3 separate regions of the Homo sapiens genome follow, and all the other regions are linked to region 2. Evidence: chromatin loops called from intact Hi-C (ENCODE). Cell type or tissue: mammary epithelial cell. All regions are shown on one strand.

Region 1 (8,000 bases), 240 kb before region 2:
GACTCAAAAAAAAAAAAAAAAAAAAAAAAAAGAAAATAAACATCTTTACAACCTCAAGATAGGAATGAATTTCTTAAGAAAGCTATAGAGAGCAAAGCCGTATGAGAACAGACTGATAAATTTGATTACATTAAAAATAAAAGCTATTTGTGGTAACCAATATATGGAATTGAACTGTGTCTATCAATGGATGAGTGTATAAAGAAATTGTGGTATATGTATACAATGGAATATTATTCCAGCCATAAAAAAATGAAATTCTGTCATTTGCGGCAGCATGGATGGAACTGGAGGTTATTTTGTAAAGTGATATAAAATGAGAACAGGAAGACAAATATGTTTTCACTCGTGGGGGCTAAAGAAAGGTCTCATGGAAGTAGAGAATAGAATGGTGGTTATCAGAGACTGGGAAAGGAACTGGGGAGGGGAGGAATGAAGTGAAATTAAGGAGTACAAAAATACAGTTAGATAGAAGGCATAGTTCTTTCTAGTATTTGTTTGTTTGTTTGTTTTTTGAGATGGAGTCTCACTCTGTCACCCAGGCTGGAGTGCAGTGGTGCAATCTCAGCTCACTGCAACCTCTGCCTCCCAGGTTCAAGCAATTCTTCTGCCTCAGCCTCCCAAGTAGCTGGGAGTATAGGCATCCGCCACCACGCCCGGCTGATTTTATTTTTATTGGAGACGGGGTTTTGCCATGTTGACCAGGCTTGGTCTCGCACTCCTGGCCTCAGGTGATCCACCTGCCTCTGCCTCCCAAATTGCTGGGATTACAAGTGTGAGCCACAGTGCCCATCCTCTTTCTAGTATTTGATAGTACAGTAGGGAAATTATAGTTAACAATAATTTATATTTCAAAATAGCTAAAAGAGAAGATTTGTAATGTTCCCAGGACAAAGAAAACATAAATATTTGAGGTGATGGATATGTCAGGTACCTTGATTCGACTATCATTCAGTGTATACATGTATCAAAATAGCACATGTATCCCCAGAATAAGCATAGTTGTTACATATCCATAAAAAAAAAAATGAAAAAAAGTCTCCATACTTTGACACCATAAATATTGTGAAAAGACAAGTATAGACTAAGGTGTGTTATACATGTACAGACAGTTCCTGACTTAATGGTTTGACTTACTTTATAATGGTTTATTGGGGTATTAAATGCATTTTGACTTACTGTGGGTTTATTGAGATGTAACTTCATCATAAGTCAAGAAACATCTATAATTGATGAAAGTTTAGTCCATAGAATCTATGGAGAAAATATAAAAATAAATAAAAGCAAGACTAAACAGCCTAACTGAAAAATGGCAAAGATAAAATGTACAGAAAATTACTTCTCATTTACACAAGGAGACTTGTACAAGACATATAATTTAATGTCAATGAATAGGACAATCAGTAAAGAATCTAGTATATCTAAACAGCAGTTAGTATGAATGAAATAATAAAATACAAGCATTAAGGCAGGTAAATCTAAAAATATGCTGAGTAAAGAGTGTGAGTTTAAGGATATATACAGTGTTCCTGTTCTCTGGAATATGTTTAAACTGGGGTAGTGACTCCATTTTTTATCTTTACTTCCTTGTATCATTATCAAAGTCTCTTAGAAACATAGCTTCTTATGATGTTTTTTCTTGTTATCTTCCGCCCGTACTTTACTATTTGTTGTATTTCCTGTTGTATCCTTTGACTTACCTGTGCTCTGAAATGTGTTTGAGTAATCTGCTTTTTTACAGCTGCCCAAAACTCCTTTGTCCCTCCCCGCCTATGGGATGCCCATCGCTGCCCACACTAGAACATAGTTCATTCTCTTAGGATATTTTGTGTTTTTTGGACCTGAAGTGGAACAGCTTGTATTTGTACTTAACTGAATTGATTTTGGGACTAGATCTAGAGTGACTCTATCTAATAAGCATTTATTGACCATTTCTGTGTGGTTTACATTATGTTATGAACAAAATAGGAAGAGAATATAATTATCCTTACGTGGATGGAATCTTAGATCCAGTAGGCCAGTTAGTCCTAAAAAAAGAAAAGTGGTTTTGCCTTCTCTCTTTTATTCCAATTGAGTCTTAGTTTTTTCATTCATTTACTCAAGTAGCATTTTGAATACAGGTAATATTTTGCTTTTCATAGTTAGAGATATATAATATAGATATTGTTTATGTTTTTCAGAATTTAAACAAGCAAGCATATGATTTGGCAAAGGCTTTACTGAAGAGGACAGCTCAAGCTATTGAGCCATATATTACCAATGTAAGTCTTACTTGTAATTGGTTGTCAGAAGGATTAAACTGAAAATTTAAAGACTTGCTAGAAGCAAAATTTCATCAGATAGTATATAGTTTTAAAAACAACAAATTTGTGTTGTTTTAACCCTTAAGTAATATATTTTCTTTCTCCTTCTTAAAATTATTCTTGCTTTATATTTTTTGGAAGGCTTGCTCTCATCCTATTTGTTCTTTTATCTTCTTTCAAATTGCCTGAGAACTTAAACAGTTTTATTTTGGTTAGCAAGATATTCTGTTTGTTTCTACTGATAGAAATAGAGTTAAATGTAATTAGATAAAACATATGGAACTTTTCATTATTCAGAGACGTTGCTTACAGGTTTTTGGAGCTTAAATTGATTTGTACAAGAAGAAGATATGAACTAATATTAAGACCTAGAAATTGAAGGCAAGTATGAATGGCAGTAGTGATTTAGTAAAAGTTGCTTATCTATTGCTATTCCTGGGGTAGATTCCATATAAATCTATCTTTTCTGGAAAAAAGGAACAATTGTAATAAAATGAGACCTTTCAGTATCACCCCAAATCTACTTACTTATGGTTGACTATCTTGTATTTATTTTTAGAAGAAATATTTTTTAGCTGCTAGGTTCACTGACAGAAGTTTATGGTAAGTTTTATTTTCTCTCCACAGTTCTTTTGAGTTCTACAGATTTAGGTGGCAGTATTCATATTATATTCTGTGTGAATGGTGCCTCCTGGAATACAAATGTAGAGTACAGTGTTAATGGTGGCCCTTGGAATTGTGTAACAGTTCAGTCCCTCCACCTGCTTTTCAGTTTCACTCACCTCCAGACAAGTAAAGGATATAAATTTGCATTCCTGAGTAAAGTAAGAAAGAAAGCCTTTAATAATTACTTATGCATTCTCCTAAAATTTGAGGGAGAGTTTTTCTTGTAGTATACACAAATTTAAAGTCAGTGTATGAAATATATCATGAAAAGATGTACTTTGAAAACTAACTACTTCATAAAACAGTAACTTAATAAATTCCAGCTTTTGTTTCTGGCTTATAGCCTTAGAGAATCCCAAGCATACGATGATTTGGAAAAATTAATTTAATTTGTAAGAAATTGTTTTGAAGGGTAAACTTTCAGAAGCTGTGGAATCAAATCTGTAATCTATCTTAATTGCTCCAAGATTTTCAGGGAACTTCCAATACTGGTTTCTGCAGTTTTGTAAGTTACGGGTACTGGCTGAAATAAATTGGTTGGATTGAGTTTTTTCATCATTGGCTTAGTGGCACTTGAAGTGTGTAGACCTAGACTTAAAACATTCTGTAATTATCCTTTTCCCTTGCTTCAAGTACTTCTAAATGACTATTTCCATGGGCCATTAGAGCACACTAGGTGAGCTCCTCCTGGTGGCCATTTATTTAAACTCATATTGCCAAGCCAGTTTTTTTTTTTCTTTTTTTTTGGAGGGGAGGGGGGACACATCTTATTTTGATTTCTTTTTCTGGCATAAAAATAAGAAAAGAACGCTATACTGTATTGATATCTCTACTGTTATTGGGGAAAATCAATATTTGATTGGGGCAATTAAAGGAAAAAACCCACAATAAATGATGATACTTGTTAGAGTTAGATGATTAGGTTCGTTATACTGTTCTCTCAAATTTTGTATGTTTGAAAATGTTTATAATGGAAGTTAAATAAAGAAAAAAAGGCTGAGGAAATATTTTTAACAATCCCAGAATACATCAAGGTAAAAACATTTCTTTATCACTTATACCTTGTGTTAATTTCCTGTTGTTCTTGCTTGCAGAAATAGAATCCTTCCCCCATGAACTCCCCAAACTTTCATATTATGTCTTTATCAAAAGCTGGGGAGCAGGGGCCAGAGTGTTCTGAGTACACATTGAATTATATACTTTGTCTCAGTACGTTGTCCACTATTTTCTTATTTCTCCCTGTTTTCTTGTTCCTTGCCTTATTTGAAGGTTAGCTAGAAAATAAGAATTGCTTTTTCCCTCCCTTTAGTTCCTTTTTGTCTACTTATGTTTCCATTTCAGACCTTTATAATTACATGTAAAATCACTTTCTAGTGGACTTAATCGTCTTGTAGTAGGGTAAAATTAGTTCAGTCTTAGAAATCATTCTTAGCCCTTTTGGACTTACAGTTAAAACAGCTATTATTTACTCATCCTCCTAGTTGAGAATTAACAATTAAAAATAGGAGTAAGATACTGAGATAATAACCCCACTTCTCTCTTCTGTTTTTCTTTTTCATTCACACATACAGACACATTCTTTTTTTTTTTTATTCGATAGTATTTCTTACATATCAAGACTTAAGAAATCACTGTGGTGGTATAGGTTATTTATGTATTAAAATTTGTTGTTGTTGTTGTTTGAGACAGAGTCTTGCTCTGTCACCCAGGCTGGAGTTCAGTGGTGTGATCTTGTTACACTGCAACCTCTGCCTCTGAGGCTCAAGTGATCCTCTCACTTCAGCCTCCTGAGTAGCTGGGACTACAGGAATGAAACACCATGTCTGGTGAATTTTTCCTTTTTTAAAAAACTTTTTGTAGAGACAGGGTTTCACCATGTTGCCCAGGCTGTTCTTGAATTGCTGAGCTCAAGCAGTCCGCCTGCCTTGGCCTCTCAAAGTGCTAAGATTATAGGCGTGAACCACCATGCCCAGCCTAGGTTATTTTTTTTTAAATAGAATTTGTTGTAACACAACAATCCAGGAAGCTAAACAGTACATATATATTTGTTTAAAAGGTAAGATGGAATATCAAGAACAAAAAGTACATGGTGATAATTCTAAAAATTTCCTACACGCATCACTTCTTAATGATGTTATTTTTCACCAGTTCTTTTTTTATCACAAATTTTAGGATATGGCAAAAAATTATTTTGTTGGACTGAAAAAAGTACATCCAATCCTTGTTGGAATAGGTAAAATTTGGTTAAATTGCTTAATTCCACTGAGCCTCTGTTTTTGCACCTGCAATGCTTGGGTGGTGGTGGAGAATGTGTTATTTAATGTGAAATATTTTGTAATTAAAATTAGCCATGTAAATGTAAGGTAGAATTTATTACTGACTGGTGACATCTTTCATTAGGAGACATTTGCTGTACAAAAAAATTAATTTGTAGTATGTAATTAGCTACGCTTTTGTAAATGAAAGAATTTTTGGAAGGAAATATTTTAATCAAATCTAAATCTACCTCCACTAAATTTTCACCTCTTAGGAAGGACTTGGATTGTTTTACCCATATTTGTATCATACTGTCTTTTGCATATTTTTTATTCATTTACCAAACATATATTCTATGCCTCCTCTGTGTCAGGCACTGTGCTAGGTAGGCTTTTACACATTGGAGAAGACCAACTTGGTCATTGCCTTTTTGGAGATTATAAAAGTGTTCAATACATGTGTTTTTTTATGGAATTTGTGAGAAATTAAACCAGGGAATGATTTTTTTCCCTTAATTTTTCAAATAAGTTTTTCCCAGACTGTTAGAAGAAGATGATGATGGTTTGACCACTTGGGTGGTGAGATTGGGAAGGATTATTGTTCTTTATTAAGGAATATACTATTTATTAAGTAAATAGTACTTGTTTTACTATTTTTTAAGCAGGAGAAAATTTGTGAATGGAAGCAAAAAAGCCACTTTATTTTCAGCCTGAATAAGAAATTAACCTTTGATGTCATGAAATTCTCTTCCCATAAAATTGATAAATAGGAAGGACAAACAAGTTCTTTTTAAAACCAAAAAAGAAAGAATAGCAAAATAGAATTTGTTCTTCTTTCTTCATGGCTAGGTAGTCTGGTCTGATTCATAGACCTAAAAAAGTCACATAAAAACAACCCAAGAAGTAAAAGTAAGCAGAAAAGACATAGAAATATGAAATCCTCCACTCTGTACTTTCAGTATAGAAAGCTAAAGCCTAATTAAGCCAGTTGTGTGTTAACTGTCACAGAAGAGATTAGGGCAGCTTGTGTGGTATAAAGAATCCTTGACTCCTTCTCCGCTGAGACTCAGGAAACCATTGAGGATACATGGCAGGGTATGCTTTTGGTTAATTTTTTATGTTTTTGGAAGATTTTATATAGAAAGAAACTTGACAGTTATGCCATGCATCTTTGCCAATTTCAGTAGTAATATGATAAATGATCTGAGTGTGGAAACTAGTTAGAGCTAGCTATATGGTAGGGAAAAATTGTTTAAATTTGGATTTTCCTTGTGTTTGTGTGTGCTTTTAATTGGATTTTAATTAGTGTTGTAAACCGTGTAGATATGTACACATCAGAATGTAAAAGAAGACAAAGGATTAGGAAGAGGTAGTTTTTCATCAAAAATAAAAAATTACATATTTCAAACATAGAATTGCCTTCTATGAAAATGTAAGAAGGCTGTATCTATGGGATGATGTTTTCTTCCATATGTACTAAGGTGAACAAGCTATTATCCCTCACCCTTGGGAGATTAAGACATTGTATTAGGGTCTTCTAGAGAAACAGCCAATATTGAGTGAGTGTATGTATATACAGACACACATATACATATATGTGTGTATATTCACACATAGTGTATGTATACACACACACAGAGACACATGTATATGTATGAGAGGGAATTTATTAGGGGAATTGACTTATGAGATTACAGAGTCTGAGAAGTCCGAGAGTAGGCTGTCTGCAAGCTGGAGAACCAGGGAAGCCAATGGTGTTACTCTCAGAGGCAGAAGGCAAGGCTTGAGAACCTAGCAGGGGACTGGGCTATTGGTGCAATTTCTGGAGTCCAAAGGCAGGAAAACCTGGAGTTCTGCTGTCCAAGGATAGGAGATGAATGTCCCAGCCCAGAGGAGAGTGAATTCACTTTCCTTTGCCTTTTTGTTCTATTGGGCCTTCCAGCCTATTTGGATGATGCCTGCCCATACTGAGGGCAGATCTTTCCACTCAGTCTACAAGCCAATCTCCTCTGCAAACATCATTGCAGACACACCCAAGACACGTTGCTTTACCAGCTATCTAGGTATCCCTTAATGCAGTCAAGTTGACACATAAAATTAACCATCCAGAAATATGCACAAATAATATAGGATAGAATATAATCAGTATTATAATGGGGAGCAGAGTATATTTGAAAAGTAGAATGTTTATTGAAATGTTTCAGTCTGTTTTATTGTATACAAGATGGATTCCATGTTTTATCTTTCATGTAGCCTATATTGGTTTCCCATATAATGTTAGAAAATATTTTGATATGCCTAGTTTGACTTTGTATAAAATAATGATGAATTTGGTCAAATAAGATTTTAAAACATTCAACTTGTCTCTGGTTTTTCTACTAATGATAGGCTTTCTTTCTCCTCAAAAGTTTTTTAATCAGGTTCTGATGCTTGGGAAAACATCTATCAGCGATTTGTCAGAGCATGTCTTTGACTTAATTTTGGAGCTCTACAATATTGATAGTCATTTGCTGCTCTCTGTTTTACCCCAGCTTGAATTTAAATTAAAGGTAACTTGTAAAAATAATATGATTCTACCAACCAAGTTATTAGCAAAGAGCATTATTTATAGCTTTTTAATTTTTACAGTAGTTTTAACTGAATGTAAGAGATGAGGGGGAAGTATTACTATTATTTCTTCACGTATTTGTGCCGTGTCTGTTTGTGAATCTTTAGTGCCTGGCAGGTGCCTAGCAGATAGTAACTGTTTAATAAATGATTAGCAAGATGGTATTTT
Region 2 (8,000 bases):
TCCTTGCCTGGAAAGTTAACAAACTTGGTTTTGTGGTTTTTATTTATTTTATACCTCTGGTGGCCTATGTTTTATTATTTTTCAGAATGCAGGCTGTCGGGGAGCCAACTATCACTTAACATCTGGCAGCAGCACAGAAAAAATTCTGAACATTAAGACCAACTGAAAGAAAGCCCCAAACCAAACCAAACCAAACACAACCAAAGCAAACAAAACAAAAAACATAAACCAGTAACAGCAGCACCAACAACATAATAACAGCAAATCTCACTCATCAGACCACCTTGCTGGGAAATGCTACCCAAAATAATTTCCTGACTCAGGTCATTTAAACTTGGAGTTGATTTCAACTGGACTAAGCCAATTTCAATAGTGGTCTAGATTTGAATACTGCTTCTAGATGTTTGTGTGACCTCCTTGTTTGGTTTAGCATTCAAAGTCTAGTAGACTGATAAAGAACCAAGGCCATAGGGCCGGGTGCTGTGGCTCCTGCCTGTAATCCCAGCACTTTGGGAGGTCGAAGCAAGTGGATCACCTGAGGTCAGGAGTTCGTGACCAGCCTGCCCAACATGGTGGAAACCTATCTCTACTAAAAATACAAAAAGTTAGCAGGGCATGGTGGCGGATGTCTATAATCCCAGCTACTTGGGAGGCTGAGGCAGAGAACCACTTGAACCCGGGAGGCAGAGGTTGCAATGAGCTGAGATCACGCCACTGTACTCCAGCCTGGGCGACAAGAGCAAAACTCCATTTCAAAAAACAAACAAACAAACAAGCAAACCCCAAAACAAAACAAAACAAAACAAAACAAAACAACGAACCAAGGCCATAAAGTTGACAAAAATCACTTGTCTGTTACTTTTGAATTATTCATCATGTGTGCAGCACAATCTGGTGAACTTAGGTGGAAGCTGTGCATGTTTGATTTTGTTCTATGAAACATGGATTTGCTCAGAAGAATCCTCCCAGAAGTTTAGTTCACTTTGGTTTGTGGTATTATTAAAGGAACCCAGGAGATTTTCAGTTCTAACTGGTGCTTCTGCAGCACAACTTTCAAATCCTGGGAATTCTGAATCCTGTACGTAGTTCCTCACTGAAAGAAACGTCCAGCACTTTCCCCATAAGTGTACTTTCCTCTTACATCAAGATGCTGTTATGATTTGCTTTCCCCCTCACGGCAAATTACTAATGTACTTCATATTTGAAAAGGGAGTTTGCTGAAAATGTAGCAGAATCTATTTGATGTACATCTTGCTGTAGCCTTAAAGTATTACAACCCAATCTTGTTTCTGCCTCTGGCTGTTCTGATCTTTAAAAGATTTTGGTTTTTAATACAAAGTACATGATGATTTGCATGTACTGAATAAGATTGTGATCCAATGTCTTTGATGGTGGCCTTCCCTTTTATTGCTATCTTCAAGTAAGGTTTATTCAGTGCCTACTGTTCAGGGCTTTATCCTGGGAATATACAAAACGATGTTTGAGTATCTTGCCTCTGCCTTCTAGGAGTTCAACTTAAGCCATCTTACTTCTTCCCTCCCTCAAACGTTTTTAACAGGCAGAAAAATGAACATAAGAGGAATTCTTCAATAATTTAAGAGACAGGCCAGAACAAAGGCTCCTCCAAAGAATGAATGTTTAATGGCATGTTTCCAGAATGTAGGCTGCAGGAGAATGTGCACCCGGGGTGGGAGTAGATCAAAGGAAGGAGGTTAAATTATGGTTTATTTCTCATCCTTTTGTAGAACTCTTTCTGCAAGACATAGTTTCTTGGAGGATGTACCAGTTATCAATTGCTGTATAACAAGCCACCCTAAAACTGAGTGGCTTAAAAAGCACAGTGATTTATTATCTCTAAGGATCCTTGGGCTGGAAATCTGGGTGGTTCTGTTACTTGTCTTGCCTGGGCTCACTTACTGGCTGTCGTCACCTGGGAGTTTGGGGCTGAGGGTCTAAGATGGTATCACTTACTGTCAGCAGATGGTGCTGACTGTGAGATGGGGTGTCTCTGTTCTTTTTCACACAGTCTCTTATCTTCCAATAGACCAGAATGGACTTCTTCACAGCATGGTGGTCTCAGGGTCCTAAGACCTAGCCTCTAGAACTTGCATGGTGCTACTTCTGCTACATTCTATTGGTCCAAGTGGGTTTCAAGGACCTTCCAGATTCAAGAGGTGGAGAAATAGACTCCATCTTTTAATGGAAGGATCAAAGGGACATAGACCCAGAAAGCCATGATTCACTGTCATTATTATAACAATCTGTCACAACAGAACAGGGGTCAGATGAATGGGGATGAGGGGAGGGCTAGAAGATGGGGGGACAATAATCTAAGAACTGAAGACAGAGACTTCCTTTAGAATCTTTGTTCCTGTCTGCAATTATAGGATTTTCATGTGTCAGCAAAGGATAGGTTGTCTCTAGTTATTTGTTTCTGGGGAAATAGGCTCAAAGGGATGTATTAGTGAAGGAAAAATAATCAATGCTAGCAATTTTATTAATGTTTGGCACTTGGGGAAAATATGTAAAATGGAAAAGCAGAACAAATAAGAATACCAAAGAGATGTGGGGAGGTTATGTACCCAGATGCAAGTACACTAAAACAGAAGATTTTATCAGGAAATTATATATACATTATATGCTATATGTATATATTTAGCATACACATGAAATTCTTTCTTCTATAAGATAAAGTCAACTTAGGGTTGAAGCTTTTAAAGGTGGTTTTCCTTTTTATAGCCCTGCAATTTAGGCAGGCCATCACAGGGCAAAAGACATGTGGGTCCTTTTATTCAAGTCTCTTAGAGTCACATTCATGAATTTCTTATACATAGTCAGGAAACATGTAACCCTTTATTAAAGGAATTTAACCTAAAATCCACTATAAACTCGTTTTTTTAAACGTGACTTTTAGAAAAAATTCTCGTAGCACATTGTATACCTTTCTCATCAATCTTAAACTTTTCCTTATTCATTTTCTCTGAATCTAAAATCAATAGTCTTTCCAAGCAGTTTCTGTCTTAGCAGCTACTATCATTTGTCTGTTGAAGCCACAAGAATACTTCAGTCTTCCTTCCGAGGTTAGTGGACTTCATTAAAGAAATAGCTTTAGTTTTCTTTCCAGCATGCCATGTCTCTATTTTCTTTATCATGCGGAAGTGAAAAAATGTCAAATAAAAGAGGAAAGAAGTCACAGAGATCATAGTTGTGTCTTTATCCACTGCTAGTTGACCCTTGAATTTATTTTTGCAGAACTTCCTCATCTTTTCCTCCTTTTAATTGATTTCTCTAACCAGAGCTAGTATGAGTCTGAATGAAACATAGGCAGCTTACATTTTCTCCATCCGTCATAATCGATAACCACTTCCTTATAAGCTGTCGTAACTTCAGGCTTCTATGGCAACTTTCTTGGTGGACCTACAAGAATTTTTAACAGTTTGAAAACCAATCTTAAAGGTTAGAAAGGGTGACTCACACCACTTTTATTGTATAAATGCCTTCTTTATTCCTTGAGCCAGGACAACTCAAGTAAATCAGGAAATAGGCAAGAAAACAAAAATCACTCATTTGGAGATGATTACTCTGAAATATATGTCTTAACTATGCCCCACACTGAGACATCTTTTTGAAAAGTGTTCTAGTTAGTTCTAAATGAACTTACCTAATTCTCTTTCCTCCACAGCCCTCAGATAACACAAGCAATGGCCCTTCTCACTCACCAACTCAAGCAACGGTGCATCTCCACCTGGTATTGTGGTGTGGCAGGTCTATGTGGCAAGGGTTTTGTCTCCGTACTCTGGGTGAAGGTGTTGAAGATGATCCTGAGGCCTCAGTTCTCTGGAGGGAGTCTTGCGGGTAGTTAACTTCTGCTGAATCTCAGTATAGCAGTGCAAGGTCAAAACCCAAAATGCGCTCAATCTTGAGTTGTTGAAGTTGGATGAAAAGTGAAGTCATTATTGGGCATGACATCTGGTGTTTCAGTCCCAAGGCCACAAGCAGAATGTTACAATCTCTGAAGCTTAATGATTTTGCATTTCATGTAGCAGCTTAAGTTTTTCACAGCCTGAACTCAATTAATTTTCACAGCCCACTGTGGAGGTGGAGAGGGAAGTGCCATATATTTTTGCAGTAGGTGTGATAACCTGTCATTGATCACTCATTTGATGAACACCAAAACTTTGCCTGCACTTCTGGGAGGACAAAGAAGCCTCCTAACTGTCTGGTCTGTGGATCAGGTGCCGCAGGTCCTCTGCTCTAGACTATCAATCTTTTCAGCTGGTCATTTGGAGGGCATTACAGGGCAAACCATGCGCAGTTGAGACCAATTGCCTGTGCCCATGGGCAGAACTGTCTGTTGATGGGCAGAAAGGACAGCTCTAGATAACAAGCATGTGAACAACACCCCCTGGTGTTGGTGAGGATGGATCAGCAGGCATAGACATAAACTGCTGTCAGGGCTGTAACAGGAGCAGGCTTTCCTACCAACAGTGCTCAGGCAATGGAGTATCAGTGTGGTGATATATCATTATTCTAATTGGCTGTTTGGGTTTCATTGTATGGGTATGCTATAATTTATTTAATCAACATTTAAGTTGTTTCCAATTTTTCACCATTACAAAAATGCTTAATGACCAGACTTGTATATCTTTCTCTGTCACCTTGACCCATTATGGCTTCGGGGGAAAAAAAATCCCACGAATGGAATTGTTGATTCAAACTTTAAAATACTAATACATAGGGTCAAGTGACCATCTAAAAAGTTGTGTGCTAAGATTATAAATCAATTACCTAAGTTTTATTTCAGTACTTTAATAAAAATGTATATTTTTATGTCTAGGTATTTGCTCCTTCTGAAGCTTAATTTGGGCATAGAGATTTGTTATTTCTATTTTTTCCAAATGATTAGTCAGTTTATCCAACCCATTTTGTTGATAGTCCACCTTGATCATATATCAAGTTCTCACACACACATGAGTCTGTTTCTGAATTATGGATTCTGTGCTATTGGGCTTTCTGTTATTATATAATGGTTTAATGTTTATACTTGTATGCTTATAATATCCAATAGGACAAATGCTCTCTCATTAATTTGCCTGGCTATTTATGCATGCTTATTCATTCAGAAGAAATTTGAAATAAATTTTTTTCCATAACAAAGAAAAAAGTCCCAAATGATTTTTGATTTGGATTTGCATTAAATTTAGTTTTATTTCAAAGAATTGTTATTTTTACAATATATAGTACATGTTAAAAAAGAGGATGTAGTTTTCCCTGCAGTCAAACATCTTATGTTTCTCAATAGAATTTTCTTATTTTCTTCACATGTCATGCACATGACTTATTAAACTGTATTCCTAGCAGTTATATATATATAAAACTATATATTATATTTATACATATGTGTTATAAATGTATTCCTAGGAGTTATGCATATATATAAAATACAGTTACACACATATAGCTCTATATAGATAATATTTACAGATAGATAACATATATAGTAATATATAGATAATATTTACAGATAGATAACATATATAGTAATATATGTTATATATTTATATATGTTATAGCTGTATTCCTGTATATATGTTATAACAACTGTACATATGTTATAACTATATTCCTAGGAGTTATATATAATATATAAACTATTATACATAAAATATATATGTAGCTCTATATATAGAAATATATATATATAAAACTATATGTAATATATATAACTCCTAGGAGTACAGTTATAACATATATATAATATTTATATGTATAAGTTATACATATATTACATATATTATCTATTTGGTAGAGATGGGGTTGCCCAGGCTGGTCTCAAATTCCTGAGCTCAAGCAGTTCTCCTACTTTGGCCTCCTAAAGTGTTGGGATTACAGGCATGAGGCACCATGCCTGGCCTGGAATTTTATATTTTTTGATTTTATAATTCAAGGGATTCCCCCACTCCCAGTTATAGGTCTCTAGCCTGCTCCACTGGAGTCGGCTAATCTGCTTGGCCCCTGGTTGTGCAGTCATCCGGGAGCTCCACTCAGGACTTTGAACTGACACCTGCAAGGGTCGGCGGAGTGAAGAGGCTGGGCCAGGCCCTCTGCCTTCTCCTCTTCCTCCTTCAGTCCTCATCCACCTCTGGTTCCAGTGTGTGGAGCAGGCTCTGTTGTCCTAGTAAATAAAGAAGAATCAACCAACTTCACAAAACCCCCCAGAAGTGACCAGCCATAAAAATATAAGCTTATTCCAAATACCTGGGACCCTGTACCTGGAGTCGTCTGCCACAGGGCAGGTCAGATGTCCCATGGCCGAGGGCTCAGGAGCTGTGGCTGGCGGCTGGTAGCAGCACTGGCTTCTTACCTTGGCCGTGGCCCTAAGTTCCCACATGTGGGAAGTCAGCCTAGTGTGCCATGTGGGAAGTGTCCAGGTTCTTCCTGGGGACACTCTTCTGCCTACATATGTAAAGAGACAGATTTCTGGGGTGAGAAAGGCAGCTCCAGCTTTTAGAGGAGCCAGGAAATCTCCCCAAGGCTCTGACCTGAAGAAAGAACACTCTCTAGAGAACAAGGGAGCTCAATCTTTTTTTAGTTCTGATTTCTATCTCCGTCATTAAAAATCAAGCTTTAAAAATAAGACCCTATCCATTATGTTTTAATAATCATCACTCGGGCTTAAAGTGACTAATAATAAAAGGTTTTTGTTTAAATATTAAACACTAATGGTTTTGTTCTGCTCTTGAGAACTGGAGGCAGACAGTTGAAAATGGGTTCACAGTGTGCCCTGGCCCTGGGGTCTGGGCTGATGACTAAGGTGACCCCTGGGAAATGGCACCTGTAATCGGAGGCTTGACTGTCTCCCACACTACCCTTACCTTGGCCCATGTCACAGTCCCAGGCTGCCTCCTCGCTCTGGCAGCAGTGTGGGGCTTCCCAAAAGGCTTTTGCCTTTTTGTTTTCCCAAATGACCAATGGATCTTTTAGAGAGGAATCTATTGTCAATTGCTTCCTTTTTTTTTTTTTTTTTTGATGCTACAAGACTACTTTGAAGCTCAGAAAGCCAAATCCTTGATCTTAATAATAGTAGCTATTATCTGGCACTGAGCTGAAGCTTTATATACATTATGCTATTTAAAGTTTACAAGAACCCTGAAGGATACACAATATTTTTCCTATTTTAAGTATGAGAATTCTGAGGCTTAGAAATTTTAAATAGCTTTCCAAGGACACCAGATTGTAAGCAGTAGAAGGAAGATTTGGAATCAGTTTTTATCTGATTCCAAATAACATGCTCTTTCCATTGCCCTAACTCACATAACTAGATAATAATTACATAATGGGTGTAGCCCTCTTGAGACATAATTTTACTTTTATTGGACAAACCTCTTTTTTTTTGAGTGAATGGTATTTCAGGGATGATTTCAGAGCATGAGCAACTGGGCATAGTGGCATAAACATAGTAGAAAATACACTGGGCTTCACCATGTGCCAGCCATTGTTCTGAGTATTTTGTAAAGATTAAATCATTGGATCCTCACAACCATGCCATGATGTAGTGTTTCAGCATGTTCAGGCGACTATACCAAAATACCATAGACAGGAGATGGCTTATAAACAACAGAAATGTATTACTCACAGCTCTGGAGGCTGGGAAGTCCAACCTCAAGGTGCTGGTGGATTTAGTGTCTGGTGAGGGCTTGCTTTCTGGTTCATAGATGGTGCCTTTACTGTGTCCTTGCATGGTAAAAGGGGAAACAAGTTCTCTGGAGTTTCTTTTATAAGGACATTAATCCTGGTTATGAGGGCTCTGTCCTCATGGACCTAATCATGTTCCATAGGTTCTGTCTCCTAATACCATCCCCTTGGAAGGTAGGATTGCAACAGAGGAAATTTTGGGGGACATAAACATTCAGACCATAGCATGCAGGTTCCGTTACTATCCCTCCATTCTACAGTTGAAGCACAGAGATGTTAAGCAAATTGTCTAATGTCTGATAACC
Region 3 (8,000 bases), 260 kb before region 2:
CATCCTTTTACTTTCAGCATGTATCCACTTTTTTCATTGTCTTTTAAGGTGTTTATGTTGAAATTTAAAAATCTTTTCTTTTAACCTGATTGTGTATATTACATACACATATAGTACTTAGTATGTGCTAAGCAATGTTGTAGGTACTTTATATATAAATACTTACACCTCTTAGTTTTCATTTGGCTAATTTGCCCTTATTTTACTCTGCACTTAAAAATTATACTCCTTGGTTGTAAACTTCTAGATTTGCAGTTATATTCTTTCTCTGCTTTGAAGATAACATTTTGCTGTCTTCTGGCTTATGTTGTTGCTGTTGAGAAGTCACCTGTTAGTTTAAATGCTATTCCTTTCAAGGTACTGTGTGTGCTCTAAATTTTGTTTGTTTTCTGGAATTATTATTATTTTAAATTTAACCCTGTTTGGCTTACTGAATTTGTAGGTTGGTATTTTATGATATTCTCTGTAGGTATTTGGCCTCTGCTTCAATCTAGTCCTTCTGGTACTCTCATGAATCCCATGAGTGAATCTCTCATTCTTCTCTCTCTATAACTTCCATGAATTGTAGGCTACATTTAGGCCTTTCTATCCTTATGTATTTCAGGTGTATGTTTCACTGTGTTGCACTCCGGATAATTTCTTATGACCTTTCTTTCACTTCATTCTTTCTTTTTTGAGACAGGTGGAATGCAGTGGCGCAATCTCAGCTCACTGCAACCTCTACCTCCTGGGTTCAAGCAGCTCCCCTACTGCAGCCTCCCGAGTATCTGGGACTACAGGGGTGTGCCACCACACCTGGCTGATTTTTGTATTTTTTGTAGAGATGGGATTTTGGTATGTTGCCCAGGCTGTTCTTAAACTTTGGAGCTCAAAGTTTAAGCTCAAAAGGCCTGCCTTGGCCTCCCAAATGTGCTGGGATTACAGGCGTGAGCAATCCCACCTGGCCTTTAATGGTTTTTCGTATCTGCGAATACATTGACCTGTTGAATTTTCAATTTCAGTAATTGTATTTTTTCATTTTTAGAAGTTCTATTTAAAAAAAATCTTCTAGTTTAGTCTTTATAATTTTTTTTGTTTCCTGTAGATATTTTTGGAATTGTCTTTTATTTCTTTAAGATTATAGTAGTTTTACAGTCTTTGATAGACACAAAAATTGTGTCTGTTTTTGTTGTGTGGTATTTCTGCTGGTTCTCCCTCATAGTTGCTTGGTTATTTTTGACTTGATACTTGCTCATTGTTCTAGAAACATCATAGTGGGGATTCTTTGATACTTAGGATGAAGGCACCCTTCTCTAGGCAGGACTTGGATTTACTTATGTTAGGTGCTTGGGGCTGTTATTAACCAGGGGTCTGTGAGTTCATGTTTTGAGATTCTCTGGGCCACTTAGGTCATGTCAGCCCCAGCAAGTGTGCAGGCCCATGGCCAAAACTAATTACCTGTTCCTTCCCTGTATTCATGTTGCCTTTCTCTGTTTAGCACCAAGGCAGCCTTCTCAGCGGTTCCCTCTAGGGGGTGGGGCTGGGGAAAAGAGGTGTTCATTTCTAGTTTACCCTCTCCTTTGCAGGTATATCTTCTTTGGGTAGGGTGGTGGCCTACATTAATGTCAGGAGAGTTTCCTATTTGACTGTCTGCCTTGATATGTTCAGATTTACTTCTGTTCCCCTTGCCCTATAAGACCATCAAAACTGAATCCCACATTTGTCAGAAATGAAAAATGCTTTCAGAGTATAAGTAGCTATAATGTCCCAGTGTTCCCACTTACTTCCCTGGATTCCTATTTTCTCTTAGGTTTTAGTTTGAGTACTTTGTGGTGCTTTTAAAAAGTATTTATTTTTTATTTTTCTCTAGCTTACTATTATTATTATTATTTTTAGTTGGAGGGTTAGGACAAATAACAAAGCTTGCCACTGAGGAAATGAAAGTAAAAATAAGTTTTGTTTTTCTAAAAATAATTTGGGGAAATGTTCAATAGAGTGATTTTCATTAAATGGTAAAGTAAATTACTATAAATTAGGAGGTAGTTACAAATTTTGGTTGGTGGGGAAGGTTACCATTTATGTTTGTTAAGAATGTTTATATCTATTTTTTGGTTTGCATCTAATAGTTTTCTTGTTTCAGGGGTAGAAATATTTCTGTCATGGCTCATTCAAAGACTAGGACCAATGATGGAAAAATTACATATCCGCCTGGGGTCAAGGAAATATCAGATAAAATATCTAAAGAGGAGATGGTGAGACGATTAAAGGTGAGTAAAATTCTATTCTTTTTTACATCTGTGTAGGGCAGAGGTCCCCTGTGGAAATCACATGGGGCTATAATGTATCTTGTTGGGGTAACTTAAAAAAGCAAAGCAAAGCAGCAAATGGCATAGAAAAGATCTAAGGGAGTAGAGTATATAAGGTACAGTGGGGATTATTTGGCTATGATTAAAGGGACAGCAATTAGGTGAAGCTTAGATTTTCTAGGATCTCCTATACTTGGGTATAAAGAACAAGTCTACAATACTCATATTCCTTATTGTCTATACAAAGTTGTCTCCTTTCTTCTATATAGTTTCTAAAGACAACCACTTTAAGGGAGTTTTAGGTCTTTATACTGAGTAATTAGGCTGTGTACTACTTTCTTGTAAGTTATTTTCAAAGTAGGTCAAAGGGCTTCACTTTAAGCTTCTTCCTCTGCTTCTGACATGTAGTAATGAATCAAGATTGCTGGTGAACTTCTATGGATGAGGCTAGGGCCTCTTCATATGTGTTTGAATAATATTTTCACCTTTTCCTTTAGGGTGGTGGTGATCTCTGTAATTGTTAAAATGGATAAAGAAGCATAGTGTTCAAGGAGAATGTTAAGCTGGTCTATTAGTTAGTTTAGATGGTCTTTATTTTTGAGCATTTCCGATCGAGGTTGTATCTACCTAGATATTTATGTTGCTTGATATATTATTATTTATCTGGATGTCAGGGCTGAAAAATGTTCCCAAATTAATCATTGAAGATCCAGGGGCTTAAAAACAAATACTCTTCTTTATTGCTACATGGTGTATAGAATTTTTATAAAGAGAAAAAGATGCTAATACTATCATAAATTTCACATAAAGTCTTAATATTGTACATGTATGTGTTTATACTTAAAGTATCAGAATGTCAGATATCAGATGTTTATTCAAAGGAAAATCATCTTTGAGCAGATTAAATTTACTAATAGGTGGATATTTTATCTAGTTGGGAACTGGTGTGTATTTTATTAAGAATAGTCAAGCTATGAATCCCTTCTATATATGACATGTTTCATTTTCTATGTATTTACCTTCTCTTGACCTATTGCATTTTTAGAGAAACTAATACATTTATTACCTTATATTTGTTTATACTAAGTGAGCATTCCTGTTGTTTGTTGAGAAACTAATCTTGAACTCAGAGCCTACACTTAAAACTGATCAGCATTAGTGTCTTTTAGAGATGTTATTTTCTCAGATTTCTTTCCTAATTTGGAGGACTCATGAGTTATTAATGAGTTTTATAACAGCATTTGAGTTGTAGACAGTAGTGAGGAATTCCCATTTTCTGGACCTTGAACAAACTTTGTGGTTATTGTTGGTGGAATGATTGCCTCAGTACTCATATTTAATGTTTGTAATATGCTTTCATTATTTTGTAGACATTTATGTCTAGCAGTAATCCAGTTATACTTTTTTCTCATTTATTTTCCTAATTTATAGTTCCATTTTTAGCATCCTCCTTCTTAGAAAAATATGAAAAAATTATGTAGGATGATATGTACAAATACCCATGTAAGTTTTATACATTATAACAATTTGTTAACGTGTAAGGTGATACTGTTTATAAAATTTTTTTTCCTGTAACATTTTATTCAAAATATGCTTAATCTCTTATCTTTTGTTAAGAGAGCTACAGAAATAAATAGTTACATGCATGCAGTTCTTTTTTACCCTTTGTGGTTTTTCCTAAACATATAGGCAATCAAAGCATAAATCTTAAAAGTAATAAAATAAAAAAGCTAAAAGACCCAGACATCATACCCTTAATCTAAATGTAGTGCCAGGTTGCAAGGATTAGTCTACTGTTGGTTCTGGTATCTGGCATAATAGAACTGAGAGGCTGCTCTGTGAGGAGCAGTGTTTTCCACAGCTGCTCTGAGAATTCAGTAGAAATCGAGCCATTTGTTACTCAGAAGTCTAGCTGGATGGCAAGTGGAAATCGTTGCAGCATAAAGGACCAAGACATTTAACATTGATACTTTGTGGCCAGCCCCACTTGTTGCCTAGTATTTGCAGCACCACCTAGTGGATGCTGGATGGTCACCTTTCCATTGGAGTTGTATTTAAATGTCAGTTCCTGTCAAGTTAGGCAATTTTGTTTCATTTAAAGTAGGAATAGTGCAGACTGAGATCATCATTGTAATTACTAATATTGAAATCAGAGAAAGCTCTTCTGAGAATTCATGGTATACCATTCTATTTTCTATTCACCTTTTATAGAAATATTTTTGAAAAAAGAACCATTTCTTTTAGCTTCCTTTGTCTTAACTCACATGTGCAACTGAATTAATGAATTATCCACATCATATTCTCTTTTACTGCCACACAAGAAATATTTTGTTGGATGCCGTGGTAGATACTTCATAGTAGCTTTTCAGTGTTGAGGGATGCATCTTTGACATCCTTTCTTAAATAAAACCATGTGACTGGAGTGGTTTAATGACTTAAATGGAAAATTAAATTGTCATCTTAGGGTTTTCTTTAGGCATATACTTTTTCTTCTCATGAAAGGATTAGAAATATTATTTTTAAAAAAGATGGTATTCTTAAGGACATACTCCTTTTAGTCCAGTTGTACAAGTGAGACCAGAAGTTTCCACAAATATTCTATTGGAATTCTTCCAATAATGACTACTACATAAGGGCAATTTAATCTTTAAAAATCTGGTTAGCAGATATTTTGGGTAAATGAAAAAATATTTTAGTAAGTCTTTTAAATAGAAGTTTACTTTGTAGTTTTAGGAGAATTGTGTTCTCTCAAATAGAGACTTTCTGCAGAAAAATGAAAGTATATTCATTTGAAGTTAACCTTAGCAATTAACATGACCTTTATTTCACATGACTGTAGTTTTACATGGAGCATTTCATTATTTGATTTTTTATTTTTGTATAGATGGTTGTGAAAACTTTTATGGATATGGACCAGGACTCTGAAGAAGAAAAGGAGCTTTATTTAAACCTAGCTTTACATCTTGCTTCAGATTTTTTTCTCAAGCATCCTGATAAAGATGTTCGCTTACTGGTAGCCTGCTGCCTTGCTGATATTTTCAGGATTTATGCTCCTGAAGCTCCTTACACATCCCCTGATAAACTAAAGGCAAGTACTGATTTAAATAACTCCAAGATTGACCGATACTTTGATTTATCTTTCTAACTAAAATGGGAGTTAAGGTATTTAGATGATTTCCTTGGATTCTTTGACATTAGCTACAGTAATCTTTTGCTAAACTTAATGTTTTTTTTTTTTTTTAGAACTTATTTTTGAAAAACTTTCTGGTCTTGAGGTTAAGAAGTAGATTAATACAGTGTGTATTTTTTTTATATCATGTCATCATTAGCTCTGTTTCTTTCATTATAATTTTGGGGGCAATTCCTTTTCACTTTTGAAAATCCATATTGAAGACCATGGCCATTATTTAAAACATAATACCTAGTATAAACATGAGTTTATAATATATAATCCTCATTTATTTAATGGAAGGTGTGATATAAATTGTTATATTTGTGTTATAAATTGTGTTATACATTGTTATGAAGAAAATACAGGCCAGGCGCAGTGGCTCAGGCCTGTAATCCCAGCACTGTGGGAGGCCGAGGCAGGATGATTACTTGAGTTCATGAGTTTGAGGACAGCTTGGGCAACATAGCAAGGCGTTGTCTCTACTTTAAAAAAAAAAAAAAAAAAAAAAAGGAAATTAGCCTTGTGTGGTACTGTGCACCTGTAATCCCATAACTACTTGGGAAGCTGAGGTGGGAGGAGTGCTTGAACCCCCGGGGGGCGGAGGTTGCAGTGAGCCAAAATGGCACCACTGCATTCCAGCCTGGGCTGAGTGAGACCATCTCTATTAAAAAAAAAAAAAAAGATTCAGTGAACAAAATTTTAATGGAAAGGTACAAAAGACATGTGGTACTTGGTTACAGTAATTGTAAGTAAAACTATATAAATGCAAAATCTTTAAAAGATGAGAAGGGGAATAGCACGAGTAATCTTTTTAGGAAAATGCTGGTAGAAAGCATGAAGTAATTAGAGTTGTGCAAAAGATACTGAATGTTTATAAGGCAGATCAGGTAGGAATTAAAAACAGCAACAATAAAAGATAATTGTGGAGTCTGGGTGCGGTGGCTCACACCTGTGCACTTTGGGAGGCTGAGGTGGGCCGATCACCTGAGGTCAGGAGTTCGAAACCAGCCTGGCCAACATGGTGAAACTTCATCTCTACTCAAAATACAAAAATTAGCCGGCTGTGTTGGCACATGACTGTAACCCCAGCTACTGTGGAGGCTGAGACAGGAGAATCACTTGAACCTGGGAGGTGGGGGATGGAGTGAGATTGCGCCGCTGCACTCCAGCCTGGCCAACACAGCGAGAGTCTCAGAAAACAAAACAAAAAAAAGATAATTGTGGAAACTATGGGTTAGAGAATGAGTCCATAGAAAGATTATTAATCCACAGTGTGAAAAAATGGCAGGCAATTTATATTTATTTCACTTAATAAGTCTTGCTGTTACTTATGTGTCAGGAACTGGATTTACAGTGGTGAAAAAAACCCAGGCATGGTTCTTGGACTCATGGAGTTCTTGATAACTGAAGTGAGGAATGTGCTTATTTGATCAAGTCTACCACAATTCAAGTAGAGGATGTGCAACCTGTTTTGGGCATGCTTGTTTTAAATTTTGATTGGTGAAAGAATCTTAGGATGAGGGAGGTAGAGGGCAATATTTGTCATTTAAAGGTGGTATTGAATTGTAAGATTTGAGAATGGTCGGAGACTTAAAGTAGATAACATGAGCTGGTCCATGTAGTTGTATACCCAGGTACTAGCTTGATTTCTAAATGTGAATTTCTCATTTGGAGATACTTAATTGGTTTAAGGAATGATTCCATTTGTTTGATAGTGGCTGTGGCTCTCCCGTACTAGATGTCTTGTTGGCATTCTCATGACGAGGAAGTCTAACTTAAGACTGCTACTGTACAATTTATTTATCTCTCTTGGGGATCTTTCAGTTTGCATAATCAAGGACCTATTTCAGGGCTTTGGGGGTAACGAGAAATTCTCCCTAAAGAATAGCTACATATCTGTTCTGTTTCTAACAGGACAATTTATGAGAAGACTGTAAAAGAGCTGAAATTAGGGTCTTTGTGCATTATTCCCTAGCTGAAAAATGTTAAGTATTTGGTTTTTCTGATGAATTTTTGAGTCTTATTCTAAATGCCTCTTTTTTCTTTTTGGGGGATAGTACTTAAAATTACTGACTTTGAGGGTGCTTTCTAAATATTTAAGAGATTTCACTTCGTCTTGATTAGCGGCAAATTCGTATATCTGTATGTCTATATATTTTGTCTACAGTAGTGTTGTATACAGATTAGAAAATTGTGATATTTGAGCCTTACCTTTCCACTTTCAGTTAGTTATTGTCATCAGCAAACCCCTTTTATACAGTTGGCTTCATGTTTAGGCAGTAATTGGTGAGGTTATAAGTGACTGTTGTCTTTCCATCGCTACATAGGGTCAATATGGCGTGTGTACTCTTTCAGCAATCCAGGAAGGGTTCATTCATAGAGAACATATTTTCCACAGTACTACTATCAAAGTAACTTTTTTTGTTTTAAGTAACCTTTTTTTTTAAAAAATTGTGTTTTAGGTGCAGGGGTACATTTGCAGGTTTGTTATGTAGGTAAATTACATGTCATGAGGGTTTGGTGTACAGATTATTTTGTCACCC

What was found. Hi-C counts contacts between places; a loop is a spot of excess contacts. Peaks named below come from ENCODE experiments on the same cell type or tissue, not always from the same donor. Only the 100,000 strongest peaks of a DNase experiment are listed, where the experiment ranks them.
Region 1: it touches region 2 in a loop (9-fold over the local background); 5 of 110 quality-filtered maps call a loop at or near these places.
Region 3: a loop joins it to region 2, with 7 times the contacts of the local background. A loop is called at or near these places in 7 of 110 quality-filtered maps.

Annotation. Positions count from the first base shown.
Region 1 is chr13:32,665,584-32,673,583 of GRCh38, forward strand. PDS5B (PDS5 cohesin associated factor B) reads left to right here. Exons shown (of 35, transcript NM_015032.4): 7 at 2,181-2,261; 8 at 7,633-7,773. Among named protein-coding and RNA genes, the nearest start is that of PDS5B, 83 kb to the left of the region's middle. In mammary epithelial cell, a CTCF peak has its summit at 3,647 (motif pointing left); no DNase peak of the experiment used is centred here.
Region 2 is chr13:32,907,304-32,915,303 of GRCh38, forward strand. LINC00423 (long intergenic non-protein coding RNA 423) reads right to left here and starts at 4,349. Exons shown (of 5, transcript NR_047020.1): 1 at 3,720-4,349; 2 at 3,334-3,417. In mammary epithelial cell, a CTCF peak has its summit at 4,407 (motif pointing left); no DNase peak of the experiment used is centred here; H3K27me3 peaks cover 690 bases.
Region 3 is chr13:32,646,635-32,654,634 of GRCh38, forward strand. PDS5B (PDS5 cohesin associated factor B) reads left to right here. Exons shown (of 35, transcript NM_015032.4): 2 at 2,120-2,246; 3 at 5,170-5,373. The coding sequence starts at 2,139. Among named protein-coding and RNA genes, the nearest start is that of PDS5B, 64 kb to the left of the region's middle. RefSeq lists a silencer at 4,268-4,357. In mammary epithelial cell, a CTCF peak has its summit at 4,300 (motif pointing left); a DNase peak (open chromatin) is centred at 4,297.